Regions from separate parts of the Mus musculus genome. Here region 2 is linked to region 1. Evidence: chromatin loops called from intact Hi-C (ENCODE). Cell type or tissue: left cerebral cortex. All regions are shown on one strand. Each heading gives the region's core, and the rest is flanking DNA. Links, peaks and the distances in the headings are about the cores only. Region 1 holds the start of Castor1 (cytosolic arginine sensor for mTORC1 subunit 1). Region 2 overlaps Gal3st1 (galactose-3-O-sulfotransferase 1).

Region 1 (8,324 bases), core at 132-8,131:
TCCGGTGCTCACCTGCTCCTCATTGCCCCAAAGGTGATAGAGCTGCCTGTGACGGAGCGCCAGATTGAGCGGGAGCACCTCATCCAGCTGCGGCGCTGGCAAGAGACGCGTGGTGAGCTGGAGTGCCGCTCTCTGCCCAGGATGCATGGTGCCAAAGCCATCCTGGATGCAGAGCCTGGTCCCAGGCCTGCCCTGCAACCTTCACCTTCCATCCGCCTACCGCCAGATGCAGCCCTCCTCAGCTCCAAGGCTAAGCCGCACAAGCAGGCCCAGAAGGAGCAGAAGCGGACAAAGACCAGTGCGCAACTGGACAAGTCCCCAGGCCTCAGTCAAGCCACAGTGGTGACTGCTGCAGGAGATGCATGTCCTCCTCAGGGTGTGTCCCCAAAGGACCCGGTCCCCCAGGACCCTACTCCTCAGAACTTAGCCTGCCACCATTCCCAGGAGAGCCTGACCTCCCAGGAGAGTGAGGACACCTACTTGTAACCCCGGGAGCTCAGGCCTCCGCGGGGGTCTTCTCACGTCTTACACGGTTCAAAGACTGACAACACTCCAGGTCCTCTGCGCCTGAGGAGCCAACTGCTTGGCCCGTGGGCTGGGATAGGATCTGGCTGGTCCAGTACAGAGTCTGCCTGGGCCTCCTTATTTATTTTCTCTTGAGTTGAGCTGGTCCAGCCAGCACAGGCAGAAGCTGTGGCCAAAGGGGTTGGGTCTCAGCCCCATCCTTCTGGGGAGATGTTACCCAGGGGTAGGGTGCTGGCATGCGGGGAGGCGGTGGGGTACTCTTTGTGTAAAATAGATATATGGTTTTGTACGGAAATAAACAGGCTTGTGTATAGAGCTGTGTATAGTTAGGACCCAAAGGGCTATCGCCCTTCATCCCGGGAGCCCCCCTGAAACATACAGGAGCACGGAGTCCAGAGCCAATTACTGTTCTTGGCTCTTCTCTCTCGACCCATCTTTCTTCCATGTTCACCTCTACACAGAAGAGTCAGTCCAGGCTAAAGCCCACCACTGGGCAGAACAGGAAATAGTCCCCAAGGCCTTGCTCTGTGCTTCTTTATTGGGGATTGGGGGTAAGATCCTGAAGAGGTAGCTAAAGGCTCCAAGGCCAGACCTAGATGCTGACCATAGCAGGGAGTAGGGAGAAACAGACTTGGAGGAGCTTCCAGGCGTTGCCTGGGCCTAGGCTGCATTGTCCTGGTACAGCTGGGAATACTGAGTCTGGAGAGGCGAATGGTTACCTGAGGTTCAGGGCAGCTTCACATTCTCTGCCTCCTGCTTCTCAGCCCTGTGGCTCTCCACTCTGTCCACACTTGCCGTGGTGAGATGAGGAGCTCACTTAAGACCCCAGTTAACTTGTGAGCACTCACACAGTATCAGGGGCTGCCGCCAGGGCAAGGTACTGCAGGCGCCTGACACAAGCCTCCACCAAAGAAAGACAGGTGAGGGGAGAAGTGGGCCTCCTTGATAAAGCGCTACTTTCTGTTGGCTGACACGGTCCACATGCCAGGCTGGGCTTGTGTCTGACATAAGAGGAGTTCAATGTCCTCCTCCTCCAAGTGCCACATTTGCACCCAAGCCCCTCACCCAAGTGAGCAGAGGGCGGTGGAGGGTCAGGCAGGTGCTCAGCTACAACCTGATAGTTGGCGGTGAGGAGAACAGGGTGTCCCTGGGAGAGGCCCCCCTTCTGCTGAGGAAGCAGCTTTTCTAGTCAAACAATAGTGGTTGTTCCTGGCCTGAGACCAAGCTGGGCCAGACCATAGCAGGGGACAGGGAGGGAGGGACAGACTCACAGGGAGCTTTTAGGCATTGCCTGGGCCTAGCACGTGTTGTCCTGGTACAACTGGGGAGACTGAGGCTAGAAAGGCAAACGGTTACCAGAGACTCTGGGCAGCTTGCACACTCTCCACCTCCTGCCTCTCACTCCTGTGGTTTCCTACTCTGTTCACACTTGCTGTGGTGAAATGGGCTCAGCCTTTGAAAAGCACCCCCCAACCCCCTTAGTTCTCCAGGGGACAGGCCAGGATGTGACGGCTGCACACTGTTCCATGAGAATTATCTGGAGCTAGCAAAGCCAGGAACAGGACTGAGCCCAGCTTCCTTCTGCCTGTGATGCAGGGTCTGGAGCATCAAGTCCTGCGTGGGCCTGTTGGGTCTTGATCACACCCAAGGCCTGCTTTAAACTACCTTGTTTAAAGCCTCCAACCTGAAGCCGAGTGTCTGGGCCAAACAAGGGCCCTTTGGAGCATGCCCCATCCTGCCGTGAAATCAACCTGTGCTTGCTCGTTTCTGCTCAGCCTTGGGGTTTTCTTAAACCTTGATCACTGGGGTGTCTGCCAGTGCTTAGGGGCCTTCTTGGATCTGTAGCTAATTTAGATGTGTTCAGGCCAGTTGAGTTCTGCAAATGATGAGACGCTTTAAGAAAACTTCAACAGGGAGGTCTCTGGTTTGATACCCAGGGAACCTCAAATACTATGGCCTGTCCCCTCAGTGTCTGAGCCCTGGGCATTCTCACTTCAGGTACTTAGGGTTGTCCCTGGAATAAGATTCAGAATCTAGGGGTAAGGGCTGGAGAGATGGCTCAGCAGTTAAGAGCACTGACTGCTCTTCCGAAGGTCCCGAGTTCAAATCCCAGCAACCACGTGGTTCACAACCATCCGAAATGAGATCTGATACCCTCTTCTGGTGTGCCTGAAGACACAGTATACTTACATATAATAAATAAAATTTAAAAAAAGATTCAGAGTCCATAGTATGTTGCTTAGACAGGAGAGGAGGACCCTTTTTCGGTTCCTCCCCTCAGTGGGGAGCATTCTATTTCAGAAGTTGTTTGACTAAAAACTGCCACACCGGCCAGGTTTTGCTGGTCGAAACAACAACAAGATAGGGTTGCAGTACTATCAAACCAACCTTGGGCACCCCATTCTTAGGGATCTTTAGTCCTTACTGTCCTTGTCAGCTCTGCAGTCCCTGCCCCCTACCCCCGGCAATAAAAGGAAGATAGGCTCCAACTCAGCTGTTCCGCGGGTCTCCAGCCTAACCTCCCCACTCCGGAGATTTATGGACAGCTCTGGCCCCAACAGAGCTCCAGCCCGGCTTCCAGCCTTCCTACAGTCCAGACAGGGTTTTTCTGTGTAGTTCTAGCTGTCCTGGAAGTCACTCTGTAGACTAGTCTGGCCTCGAACTCACAGAGATCTGCCTGCCTCTGCCTCCCTAGTGCTGGGATTAAAGATACACACTTACCACCGCCAGGCTCTGCGTTTTAGTGGCTTTAACCATAAAGCCCACGTGCGAGCCTGGAGGATAGACAGGGAGGGGACCAGGAGCTTCCAGCACGTTCCCAAACCCAACACAGCGGGCGTCCAGCGGAAAGGGCGTGTCTGGGGCGTGTCCTTGAAGGACTCAGATGGGTGAGGGCTAGAAGAGTGGCTTTGGCAGAGTTTGAAGGCAGCCCGCAGCGCCCGGTAGGCAGGGCTCAGGAGGAGGCGTGGCCACTTCACAGTGGCTGTGGGGCGTGGCCGCCGAAGTGTGGATCCCTGGCTGGGCGGACCGGTAGCGGGCGGTGCTTCTTTAAGCCCGGCGCCACCGCATCGCCTCCTGCCTAGGTCTCGCTGGCGGCCAGGCCGGGGCTGCCGTATCTGCGATGGAACTTCACATCCTAGAGCACCGGGTGCGAGTACTGAGCATTGCCCGTCCGGGCCTCTGGCTCTACACCCACCCGCTCATCAAGCTGCTCTTCCTGCCCTGTCGCAGTCGGTGCGCACCCGGGTTCACGAGCGCAGGTCGGGCGGGTGGAGGCTCCTCTGCCCCTCTGGGCCAGGGGCGGAGGACTAGAGTCGCCGCGAAGCAGCGGGTACCGGGTGGGGACGCTAGCCACTCTGGCCATCATCCAGCCTGGGCCTTACCCTTTCTGCGACGCCGCCTATCCGGCCCGGAGGGCCCCGCTCCCAGGGCTTGTCAAGGTGCAAACTGCCTGGAGTAGGCAGTGTAGTGGGGGCATGTGTTCCTTGGCAGGCTGTAGCCCCTTTCTAGTCTCCTCACGTTAACTTTTGAGAGTTGTCCAGGGGGACCCAAAGCCTTCCACTTCTGTGGAATGGAGGGGAGATCCCAAATATGGGATCTAGACTCATTGATCCAAGGAAGAGAGTGAGGCCCGAGTGCGGGTCCGGAAGGCTCCTGGTGGGGGGTCCTTTAGTGCTGCTGGAGCAGACTTCATTTGCTGTCTCCATTCCATTCACTCTAGGCTGAAAGTCTTCCCACCCCTTCCCTCCTCCTAGGTGCAAGTTCTTCAGCCTGACTGAGACTCCGGAAGATTACACTCTCATGGTGGATGAGGAGGGCTTTAAAGGTCGGAACTGGTTCCTTGTTTGCCTCTAAGCAGTATTCTTACTAAGTTTAGGGATCCAGCTTCCCAGAGAGCTTAGACCCCAAAGGAATATAGGTCCGGGTTCAAACCTTCCATCACTCACTGAAGTACTGTGTGGGATGGAGTCGTGACCGTTTGACAAAATTTGTGAGAGTTTTATAAACGTAAAACCCACACGGAGCTGAATATGAGTCCCAGGCCAGCACAGGTGGCCATGGTGTCTCACAGTTTTAGGGGAAAATAAAGGGGTTCCTGCAGCTGTTTTACCCTGAACATTATTTCTTCTTGGACTTGTCTCCCCAGTGGAAAGCAGCCCCTCCCTTACTGGCTTGGGAAGCCTAGGCGGCTGAGAGTTAGGGAAGGAATGCAGGGGCAGGCAGCAAGCCCAGAGCAGGGTCCAGGGCCTCCTGGCTGAGTCTGAGTGAACAACAGCTACCCTGGCCCTTGTCCCTGTTCAGGACTGGGACCGGGGAAATGACTTCTGGCTTCCATGTCTGCCTGCTTGCCCCATCCTCTAAGGCCTGGAGTCTCAAGCTAGCCACCTAGAGTTTGGCTGAGCCTCCCTCCCTAAGGACTTAGATTCCCTGTTCTGTAGGGAAATCTGTCTGCAAGGGAGCTTTCCCATCAGTTGGTCACTGGGTGCCCTCTGGTGGTGCTTTGAAGCCCATGAAGTCCATTTTGCAGATAGGAAACAGACTAAATGGTGTTTGTAATCCCAGCACATAGGAGGCTGTGGCAATAAGATCAGTTTAAGTTAAATCTCAGCTTAATCTACATTGTAAAGGCGCTGTCTCAAAGCAAACAAAACGCCCCAAAACACACTTGTCTCACACAGCAAAATGGTGTAAAAAGAAAAAAGAAAAAGAAAAATCTGGGCCTTGAATCTAGTTGTGAGTTTGGAGTAGTAATGCTCACTGAGAATGCTCGCATGATGCACACCAAGGTAGAAACGATAGGAACCGGCCCTGAGCTCTGAGTCTGTCAGGAAACAGATCTGATGGGCAAGGTTTAAACAGAGAAACTGAGAGGCGGAGAGAGCTGACTAACCAGGCATGTACCTCCTGCCCACAGAGCTACCCCCATCCGAGTTCCTGCAAGTGGCTGAGGCCACATGGCTGGTGATGAACGTATCTCACAGTGGCTCCGTGGTGCAGGCTGCTGGAGTAACCAAGATTGCCCGGTCTGTCATTGCCCCGCTGGCTGAACACCATGTGTCTGTTCTGATGTTGTCCACATACCAGACAGACTTCATCCTGGTGGGTTTTGGGCAGGTGCTAATGCAGGTCATACGCAGAGGGACCTGGTGTTGCGTAATATGTGTCCTTTGCCTTGACCCAGGTACGGGAGCAGGACCTGTCTGTGGTGATCCACACACTGGCCCAGGAGTTCCAAATCTACCGTGAAGTAGGCGGGGAGCCTGTGCCCGTTACTGGAGACGATTCCAGCAATGGCTTTCCCCAGATCCAGCACGGTGAGGTCTGCCCGCCAGCACCCAGATTTAAGTGGGACCTTTTCCCACGGGAGGGCTTGTCTTTTAAAAGGGTGCAAAACACTCTCACTGTATGAGATGGGCTAGCCTTTCCTTGACCTGCCACCAGGGGTCGCCCCAGTCCAAGATAACCTTGTGGCCCCTGTCTCCTGAGCAGGGCCCAGTCCCACGGTGCATCCCATTCAGAGCCCTCAGAACCGCTTTTGTGTCCTCACACTGGACCCTGAGACACTGCCGGCTGTCGCCACCACCCTCATCGATGTCCTCTTCTACTCCCACAGGTGGGTCATGCGTGCACGTGATCTCTGCCTCCCACTACTGTTTCCTGCCCTCTGCCTTTTGTCTCATCCCTTCTGTTACTCTGTGTCATGCTCAGTGCCTTAGGGTTCTGACAGCCTGTTAGGCCTCAGCCAGAGGTGTCGGCAGAGCCACTTCCCAGCCATATACTCCCAATCCGGCTCTCCCTCTGCTCAAGGCCTCTGGCCGTTGGGGCTTATCCCTCAGGAAATCAGGGGTCTCTCACAATGAAGTAAGAGATTCAAGGGCCTTCCCAGAGCTGTCCGGCTCCTCCTCTGTGGTCTGCTCGTTAGGTAATGTTCCCTGCCATCATATCTCTTAAGTGTCCCCAAGGAAGCGGCCTCGGGCGGTCCTGAATCAACGTCCATTCCGTTCTTCGCTTTCTCCCTCATCGAGGGGTACATCTCCATTGTCATGGATGCAGAGATCCAGAGAAAGTATGTAACTCCTTCCTTAATTCTCCATAGACCACAGACCCTCAGCCAGCCTCAGGGAAGGTGGGGGAGGGGTGCCAGGTTCCGAGGTTAGCAGGACAGGCCCTATGGGTCAGGCTAGATGGGGGTGCGTGAAGTGCCTTTCCCATCACCCACTGCTTCCCCAGGTTCCCCAGTGACCTCCTGCTGACCAGTTCTTCTGGGGAGCTGTGGAGGATGGTGCGCATCGGGGGACAGCCCCTGGGCTTCGGTGAGGTCCACTCACTCCCTGGGGGGGGCGGGGAGGGCAAGCCTGTGGGTCTTCACAGCATCTAAGGTAAGCCACCCGTGTCTCCAACCCTCAGATGAATGTGGGATTGTGGCCCAGATTGCGGGTCCCCTGGCGGCTGTTGACATCTCTGCTTACTACATCAGCACATTCAACTTTGACCATGCGCTGGTGAGGACCTGGCTGGGACGGAGGTTCCAGCAAGCACACTGAGGTCCCTTGCGGGGGGAGGGGGGGGGCAGCATCACAGCTAGTTTAGGGGGTCGGGCATCCCTGGCCAGAGTTAGCCTGGCGTTTCATGCTGTACACTCCCTCCAGGTTCCTGAAGACGAGATCGGCTGTGTCATTGATATTCTCCAGCGAAGGCAGGAAAGCCAGGCTTCCAAGGACCCATAGGGAAGCACCAGACCCCCAGCATTCCCGTAAAGCCCCCCGGGGCTCCAGAAACTTTTCTGAGCTTCAGAACAAGTCCCTGGTCCTGCCAAGGGATCCTGGTTCTGCTGTCTGTCTGTCAGCTGTATGGAGCTGGGACTCGTGGCCATGCCTGGTTCTGCTGTCTGTCTGTCAGCTGTATGGAGCTGGGACTCGTGGCCATGCCTGCCCACAAAAGATACCTTGGTGCTTGGGGCTTAGATCCCCGACCCAACATTTTCTATGTGACCTCAGCAATGCACAGAGCCTGCTTGCCTGCAGCTGGAGCCGCCTCTCCCCTGGCTAAGGCTCACATCCCCGGGCCGGGCTCTGACCTCCAGCCTGCACTGCTTTCCTAGCCAGATGAGTTCAGCAGTGCACTCCCTTCGCGGGACTCCGAAGGAAGAATTAAATCTCACTTTTATTTTCATGACTGTTTATATAAATAAAAGACTTGCGGATTTGTGCCCTCTGGTTCTGAGTGACAGCTGGCGTCATGTCTTGGTCTCTCCCAGACTTGTCCCCCCGTCCTTGGCTTTTCAAGCAGTTTATGTATGTGACAAATGAGGAACTGAAGCCTCCAGCACATTTGTGACTAAGTCATGTGGTTCATCTCTAAAGTAGAGCGTCTCTTAATTCGTAGTTACTTACAGAACAACCTAGAGAGTTCCCCACACTGGGAGAAATTCCCCTGTCCCTCTTACCTAAGAGTCCCCTGGCTGGATCCTGGAGAACCTATCCAGGAGGTCTCAAAGCACCTTTCTCCAAGGCTGCTGTCTGCAACCCACGGGCCTTGCCTGAATGCTTATGCCCCTCTTACGGAGAAGTCACACACTTTATGACACTTGGAATAGTGGCCAGCCAGGCCTTTTGGGGTTTTTTTGTTTTTTTGTTTTTTTTTTGAGACAGGGTTTCTCTGTGTAGCCCTGGCTGTCCTGGAACTCACTTTGTAGACCAGGCTGGCCTCCAACTCAGAAATCCGCCTGCCTCTGCCTCCCAAGTGCTGGGATTAAAGGCATGTGCCACCACGCCCGGCTTTTAATGGATTACTTTTTT
Region 2 (8,324 bases), core at 67-8,066, 220 kb before region 1:
CCGCGACCCTGCTCGTCTCTTCGAGTCTTCCTTCCACTACTTTGGATCCGTGGTGCCGCTCACCTGGAAGCTGTCGAGCCGCGACAAGCTGGCCGAGTTCCTGCAGGACCCCGATCGCTACTACGACCCGAGCAGCTACAACGCGCACTACCTCCGCAACCTGCTCTTCTTCGATCTGGGCTATGATAGTAGCCTGGACCCGGCCAGCCCGCGCGTGCAGGAGCACATCCTGGAGGTGGAGCGCCGCTTCCACTTGGTGCTACTGCAGGAGTACTTCGACGAATCCCTGGTGCTGCTCCGAGAGCTGCTGTGCTGGGACCTGGAGGACGTGCTGTATTTCAAGCTCAATGCGCGGCGCGACTCGCCGGTTCCGCGGCTCTCTGGCGAGCTGTACCGCCGAGCCACCGCCTGGAACCTGCTGGACGTGCGCCTCTACCGTCACTTCAACGCCAGCTTCTGGCGAAAGGTGGAAGCTTTCGGGCGTGAGCGCATGGCGCGCGAGGTAGCCGAGCTGCGCCAAGCGAACGAGCACATGCGCCACATCTGCATAGATGGCGGCCAAGCAGTTGGTGCTGAGGCCATCCAGGACTCGGCCATGCAGCCCTGGCAACCCCTGGGCATCAAGTCCATCCTGGGTTACAACCTCAAGAAGAGCATCGGGCCACAACACGAGCAGCTCTGCCGGCGCATGCTCACGCCCGAAATCCAGTACCTGTCTGACCTCGGTGCCAATCTCTGGGTCACCAAGCTCTGGAAGTTCCTTAGGGACTTTCTAAGGTGGTGATGTATCCTGCCCACCTCCTGTTTGGCTTCCTGATGCAGCAAGGCCGGGCAGGGAGCCTCTGGCACCTAGCCTTCCCTAGCCACACCTAGTGCCACCCTGGGGTCCCTAGGGTCATAGCTGTCTGGGACTAGTCTCTCTGCAGGAGAGAGCCTAACGGAGAGGTATTTAACTAATTATGCCATTTTTTTTTTATTAAATCCCCTTTATTTCCAGCCTCCTCTTACAAGGGGAGACGCAGAAGTAAAGAAATTTTATGTGTGTGTGTGTTTTTTTTTTGTTTGTTTTTTGTTTTTTGTTTTTTTTTTTTGTTTTTTTTTTTTTGTTGTTGTTAATCGGTCTCACTGTGGTGATTGGAGGGTGTCTGGGATGGGACCTTTGGAAGGGCGTCTATAGACTGGAGTGCAGCAGAGGGCAGGGGCCTGGTGTGTTTGTTACTTGCTGAAGTCGTGTGTGGCTCAGAGACTTCCACAAGCTGCCAAAACATGGAAGATCATATGTGAGGCTGAGTGCTGGTTGTGTTCCTCCTTCTTGGATGAGTGCTATGAGAATAGGATTTCAGCACAAAGGTTTAGTGGAATAGGGATTTTAATGACCTCATGTGACCAAATCAGGGAGGGAGCCGTTTTACTGCTCAGGCTATAAAGAACTGATGGAGCTGTTTGGCAGCTGTGGCGACCAGGTTAGAGCAGAGATTAGAAACAAATGTGTGTGTGAAGTGTGCATGTGTACACATGACCGGGAGGCTGGGAGCAGCATTCCATGGGGTGCGGAGCTGCAGGCCCTGGATCGCACAAGTTCTCAAGTGACTACAGTAACTCTTGGAGGCAGACACAATTAGTGTCCCTTTCTAGATGTGGTATCTGACTCCTAAGGGACTTGCTGGGGGAGGGACATGCTGGGGGAGGATCACATCAAATTCAGGACCATGAGCTAAGGACCCCCCCCATACTTTTCCATATTGAGTACCCATTTCACCCTGTACCCAATGGCCCCTTTCTAGTCCCAACTAGCAGCTTCTGTCCCCACTGGGTCACTCACTGACACCCAGACCTGCTTCACACAGCTCTTGAATCTCAAAGATACCCCAGCATCTACCCAACAGCCCAAATTTGTCTGGATCCTTTCGTGAGTTGTGTCCAGAGATACAGATGGCTGCCAAGTCAGTTGAGCATGGTGAGCTGTCACCTGGGTAAAGAATTAGTTGTGACTCCCTGCACCTGGTGCCCCCCAGATAACAGGACCCTTTGAGGGACACAAAAGTCCCAGACTTCCAGCTAGGAGCAAAGTAGCCCTAGTCATAGCTAAGTAACAATTGTGGACTCTCCTTGTGCCGAGTTCAATCTAAGTGTCGATATCCCAAACCCAAATGCCTAACAACTCCCTGACTTTATAAACCAAAATTCAGAAGGTGAACTTAGTTACCCACAGTCATAAGTGATTAAGCGCCAATGCCGGAACTCTGATGCCAGCCTGGGAGCTGTCAGATCCTAAACCCTCACTGGGTCTGGATTAATTCTGTCTCTTGGGATTAAACATCAGGCCCAAGCCATGTGGGGAGAAGTTAGGGAGGCCAGCTGCTCAGTGGATATTGATATCATCCTGGCTGAGCACGTTTGTTTTAAGACAGTCTCATTATGAAGCCCTGGTTGGCCTTGAACTCAGAGATCTACCTACCCCTGCCTTCCTAGGGATGGGGTTAAAGGTGTCCACCACCGTGTGCTGCAAAATTGTTCTTGATTTACTCATGGACATTCCCTATCCCAGATCTCTTCACCTTCCACACAAGGCCTGGACTCCCCAGCCCACTGGAACCACCACCTACACTTTCATGGCTTTGTAAAGTTATACTGTTCTCTGTCGTCCCCACCTATGCAGCCAGGGTTTAAACTATAAAGGGAAAACAGTAAACATGGCAGGGACTGGAGGCTGGAGAGGCGGTCAAGTGCACCCCCTGCTCTTCCAGAACCTGCCTCAGGTGGTTACCCACAATCTCCTATAACTGTCAATTCAGGATCCCACACCCTCTCCTGACCTCTGTAGGCATCCACATGTGTGCACTTGAGCACACAATCTTTTTTTTTTAATTGATGAAAGAATTATTCATAGGGAAGTTTATCTCACCCTGAATCTATATGCTAATTTTCTCTGCTTCTGTTAATCACAGAGCTATTATGGTGTGAATATGATGGTATCCTTGGATTAAGAAACCTCATAATTATATCTCTTTGGGCCTCAAACAGCCTAGAAATGCCAATTAATTATTAGTATGTTACTATATTATTAACTATTATTGTGATTGACATGTTTGAACCTTTAAAGATCCAAGGAGAACTTGGCAGAGAGCAGAAATATGATTCTCTCCCTCAGCACTTACTGTCTGCTAGTCCTAAGGGCTTTGCTGTTATTCATACATTTATTATTGTAATTAATATTTGAATGACTGGTTGCTGGACCATGAGCAGTGTTGGAACATGAGTGATCCTGGCTTCTTCCCCAAGGCAGTGATGGAGACTCAGAGAGGCTGAGAAACTATGTTAGGGTCACAGAGAAAGGATGGAAGAGAGGAAAGAGCTTGGAAATCTAGATCCATCTTTTGCAAAAGCAGGGAAATCCACAGCCTGAGAACTGACTTCTCTGAACAACAGGAGAGGTCCAAGCCCCTAAGCATTTGCAAAATGGCTCTGCGGGCTCCTGGGTGCTTTTGCCACTCCCTGACAGCAGAGGGCGCAAGGTATTGCGGTTGGTTTTCTCCAGCTGTACCAGCCTTAGCTGTGCAGGCCAGCCAGCGCACACTTGTAGTAACCAGGCAAGTTGACCTGATCTTGTGTATGTCACTGTCTTAGTCACGATTTCTACTCCTGCACAAACATCATGACCAAGAAGCAAGTTGGGGAGGAAAGGATTTATTCAGCTTACACTTCCATACTGCTGTTCATCACTAAGGAAGTCAGGACTGGAACTCAAGCAGGTCAGAAAGCAGGAGCTGATGCAGAGGCCATGGAGGGATGTTCTTTACTGGCTTGCTTAGCCTGCTCTCTTATAGATCCTAAGACTGCTAGCCCAGAGATGGTCCCACCCACAAGGGGCCTTTCCCCCTTGATCACTAATTGAGACAATGCCTTACAGTTGGTTCTCATAGAGGCATTTCCTCAACTGAAGCTCCTTTCTCTGTGGTAACTCCAGCTGTGTCAAGTTGACACAAAACTAGCCAGTACAATTGACCCCTTGTCAACTTGACACACAAATACATCACTAGTAAGCCTCAACCCTTAGTTCTTATTCATCCCCAAGATCTTAAATAACTTTAAAAGTCCCACAGTCTTTACATATTAAAAGTTCAGTCCTGGGGCAAGCAGCAGCACCAGATCCAAGATGGCGACCAGCAGGAGGCTGATGAAGGACAACCCTCTATATGATAAGGGAGCCTTCAGAATTGAAATCAACTTTCCAGCAGAGTATCCATTCAAACCACCCAAGATCACATTTAAAACAAAGATCTACCACCCTAACATTGATGAGAAGGGGCAGGTCTGTCTGCCAGTCATTAGTGCTGAAAACTGGAAGCCAGCCACCAAGACTGACCAAGTAATCCAGTCCCTCACAGCACTGGCGAATGACCCCCAGCCTGAGCACCCACTCCGGGCTGGCCTAGCTGAAGAATACTCTAAACCGTAAAAAATTCTGTAAGAATGTGGAAGAGTTTACAAAGAAATATGGGGAAAAGCGACCTGTGGACTAAAATCTGCCAGGAGTGATTCCAGCAAGTTTGAGCAGAGACCCCGAGCAGTGCATTCAGACACCCCGCAAAGCAGGACTCTGTGGAAGTTGACACATGCCACCAACTGGCGTCCACTTGTGGCAGTTACTAACTTTCTACAGTTTTCTTAATCAAAAGTGGTCTAGGTAACCTGTAAAGAAGGATTAAAAAATTCAGATGTTCTAAAAAAAAAAAAAATTCAATCCTTTTAAAATATCCAGTATTTTTTAAAATTCAAAGTACTTTAAAATTCAAAGTCTCTTAACTGTGGGCTTCACTAAAAAACTTCCTTCAAGAGGAAAATATATCAGGGCACAGTCACAATCAAAAGCAAAAATCAATCTCCAACCGTCCAATGTCTGGGATCTAACTCACGATCTTCTGGGCTCCCCCAAGGGCTTGGGTCACTTCTCCAGCCATGCCCTTTGTAGCACACACCTTGTCTTCTAGGTTCCAGCCGCCTGTACTCCACTGCTGCTGCTCTTGGTGGTCATCTCATTGTACTGGCATCTCCAAAACACTGTATGACCCCTTCAGTCCTGGGCCATCAATTGCAACTGAGGCTGCACCTTCACCAATGGCCTTCCATGGCCTCTCACAGTGCCGAGCCTCAGCTGCTCTGCGTGACCCCTTCATGCCTTCAAAACCAGTACCACCTGGGTAACTCTTACACTTTATTAAGTCCATCCACAGCACAAGGTTCAACCTTGGTTATCTCTGGAACACTGCCTCTGTGCTCTCAGAAAATACTTCCCAGAAGATTTCACCTCAGTGATGCTGGTCTCTTCTTAATCACCGCTAATTTCTTAGCTCCAGCTAACCAGCATCAATAGTCCCAGTAATGCAAAGGTTTTACTTTAGTAGTTCTGGTATCTTGTTAATCACAGCTGATTCTTCAGCCCCAGCTAACCAGAACCACAGAATCTTCACAATCCAAAATAGCAATGGCCCTGAAAAGAGTCTTTAATTTTCCCTCTGAAATTTCACAAGCCAGGCCTCCATTTTTCTGCACTGTTCTCAACATTATCTTCCAAGCTCCTACACAATATCTCACAGAGTTCTCAACACCGAATAGGTCTTCTAGCCCAAAGTTCCAAAGTCCTTCGTGGTCAGGTTGTCACAGGAATACCCCACTATGCTGGTACCAATTTGTCTTAGTCAGGGTTTCTATTCCTGCACAAACATCATGACCAAGATGCAAGCTGAGGAGGAAAGGGTTTATTCAGCTTACACTTCCACACTGCTGTTCATCACTAAGGAAGTCAGGACTGGAACTCTAGCAGGTCAGGAAGCAGGAGCTGATGCAGAGGCCATAGAGGGATGTTCTTTACTGACTTGCTCAGCCTGCTCTCTTATAGAACCCAAGACTACCAGCCCAGAGATGGTCCCACCCACAAAGGAACATTTCCCCCTTGATCACTAATTGAGAAAATGCCTTACAGTTGGTTCCCATGGAGGCATTTCCTCAACTGAAGCTCCTTTCTCTGTGATAACTCCAGCTGTGTCAAGTTGACACAAAAATAGCCAGTACAGTCACCAAGCCAGGGTCAGGATTCCCTTCTTCAGGAAAGCCCACAAAACCACCTCTCTGTATCCTGCCCAAGAGCATGTTGAGGTATCTTCTGACCAGGATCTCATAGATGCCATCAAGTTAGGATGAGGTAATTCCACAACCCCCAATCTAATATCTCTGTTGGTCTTATATAAAAAAAAATTAGAATGAAGACTGACATGGCAGTGTATGCCTGTAATCCCAACACTCAAGAGTCTGAGGCAGGGGATGGAGAAGTGGGTCAGTGGTTACCAGTACTGGCTGTTCTTGCAGAGGATGCAGATTTAGTTCCCAGAACACATGTGGTGGTTCATAGCCACCTCTAACTCCAACTCAAGGGGAGTCCTCTTCTGCACTCCATATGGAATGCATGCAGGCAGGCAAAGTATTCATACACATAAAATAAAAGGAGCATTTAAGATAATAAAGTATAAACACACAAAACAGGATGGGATGTAGCTTAGCTGGCACAGTGCATGCAGGAAAACCTGGGCTCAATTGCTGGTGCCACATAAGGAAGTCATGGTAGTACACACACTCCTGTTCACACACTCCTGTATACACACTCCTGTTCACATACTCCTGTATACACACTCCTGTATACACACTCCTGGGCACACACTCCTGTATACACACTCCTGGGCACACACTCCTGTATACACACTCCTGTATACACACTCCTGTATACACACTCCTGGGCACACACTCCTGTATACACACTCCTGTATACACACTCCTGGGCACACACTCCTGGGCACACACTCCTGTATACACACTCCTGTATACACACTCCTGTATACACACTCCTGGGCACACACTTCTGTATACACACTCCTGTATACACACTCCTGTTCATACACTCCTGTGATCCTGCTAAGTGGGATGTGATAGAGGAAGGATTGTGAGTTTGAGTCTAGCCTGGGATTCATAAGGAGTTTGAATGCCAACCTAGGCTACATGAGACTGCCTCTCAAAAACAGAAAACTAGAAAAGAGGAAATGCCACGTGACTTCAGATAGGGACCAGAGAGGTGCCGTATGACAAGGGATATGGAGGAGCAAGGGGAAACTGCAGCAGGCAAGGATGCTCCACCTAGAGTTGCAGAAGGGATGTAGCTCAGAACCTGATTTCAGACTTCTACCACCCAGGGCTTGTGAGGTCCCTAACAGGAAGGCTTTCTCTCTCCACGGTCGACACTGCCTGTGTGAGACTCTCAGCCACCACTCTTCCCTCCCTAGTACACATCAACCATGGCAGGATGTGGCACTTGGGAAGAAGCCAGCACAGCCTCTTGTGGCATCTTCCCTCTGTGGGCTGCTTTAGGCTGTTTTCTGTTGCTTGGTACTGAGCTTGGGAAATTTACATGTATTATGTTTGCACCTGTGAGGGCCTTGGCAGAAGGCAGAAAGGCACAAGGTAGGCGATCCCAGCGTGGGCAGGCTCCAGGCTTCCACAACCTCATCATCCACATAGATCCCTCCACCTCTCAGAATGCTTACAACTGGGAACCGGATTCCAACATGAACTGGACAAGTGCCTGGCACACAGTAGGGTATTTTTGTTTTGTTTGAGACAGGCTGGTCTTAAACACAAGGCCAGGGCTTCTGCCTCAGCCTTCCAAGTAAGAGGATTGCAGATATATGCTACCATATCAACTAGGTTGTTTTTAAAAAAGATTTCTTTATTTAATATATGTGAGTAGACTGTAACCACCTTCACATATACCAGAAGAGGGCATCGGATCCCATTACAGAGTCAGCGCTCTTAACCATTGAGCCATCTCTCCAGCCCCAGCTAGGTTATTTTTAAAGATTTATTTATTTAGTTTATTTATTTATTTATTTATTTATTGTATGTAAATAAGTACACTCTAGCTGTCTTCAGAGACACCAGAAGAGGGCATCCAATCCCATTACAGATGGTTGTGAGCTACCATGTGGTTTCTGGGAATTGAACTTAGGACCTCTGGAAGAGTGGTCAGTTCTCTAAACCTCTGTGTCATCTCTCCAGCTTGGGGTCATTATTTATAATTTTAATTATGTGCATGTGTGCTTGTGTGTAAACATGTGCATATGAGATGTCGGATCCCCCGAAGCTGTCCCTTGTGGTTGCTGGGAACTGACATAGGCTCCTCTACAAGAGCAGTACAGGCTTAACCTTGGAGCTATTCCTCCAGCTCTGCCCAGTCTTGTTCTGTTTGAGGGTTCTTGCTTTGCTTTGGTTTTTGGTAT

The links. A loop is a pair of places that touch in the nucleus more often than their neighbours do. Peaks named below come from ENCODE experiments on the same cell type or tissue, not always from the same donor. Only the 100,000 strongest peaks of a DNase experiment are listed, where the experiment ranks them.
Region 2: a loop joins it to region 1, with 2.0 times the contacts of the local background. A loop is called at or near these places in 3 of 42 quality-filtered maps.

What each region holds. Positions count from the first base shown.
Region 1 is chr11:4,214,668-4,222,991 of GRCm38, forward strand. Tbc1d10a (TBC1 domain family, member 10a) reads left to right here. Exons shown (of 9, transcript NM_134023.1): 9 at 34-838. The coding sequence ends at 486. It overlaps Castor1 (cytosolic arginine sensor for mTORC1 subunit 1), which reads left to right and starts at 3,558. Exons shown (of 9, transcript NM_028022.2): 1 at 3,558-3,759; 2 at 4,281-4,351; 3 at 5,441-5,625; 4 at 5,708-5,840; 5 at 6,016-6,139; 6 at 6,479-6,592; 7 at 6,757-6,839; 8 at 6,934-7,028; 9 at 7,176-7,742. The coding sequence starts at 3,647. The coding sequence ends at 7,253. In left cerebral cortex, for the core only: CTCF peaks have their summits at 5,020 (motif pointing left) and 5,964 (motif pointing right); DNase peaks (open chromatin) are centred at 1,753, 3,478, 3,853, 5,006 and 2 more places; H3K4me3 peaks cover 1,118 bases; H3K27ac peaks cover 3,839 bases.
Region 2 is chr11:3,998,283-4,006,606 of GRCm38, forward strand. Gal3st1 (galactose-3-O-sulfotransferase 1) reads left to right here. Exons shown (of 4, transcript NM_016922.3): 4 at 1-1,046. The coding sequence ends at 784. It also overlaps the pseudogene Gm11954. Among named protein-coding and RNA genes, the nearest start is that of Gm46265, 17 kb to the left of the region's middle. In left cerebral cortex, for the core only: CTCF peaks have their summits at 3,493 (motif pointing right) and 7,809 (motif pointing right); DNase peaks (open chromatin) are centred at 3,502 and 7,383.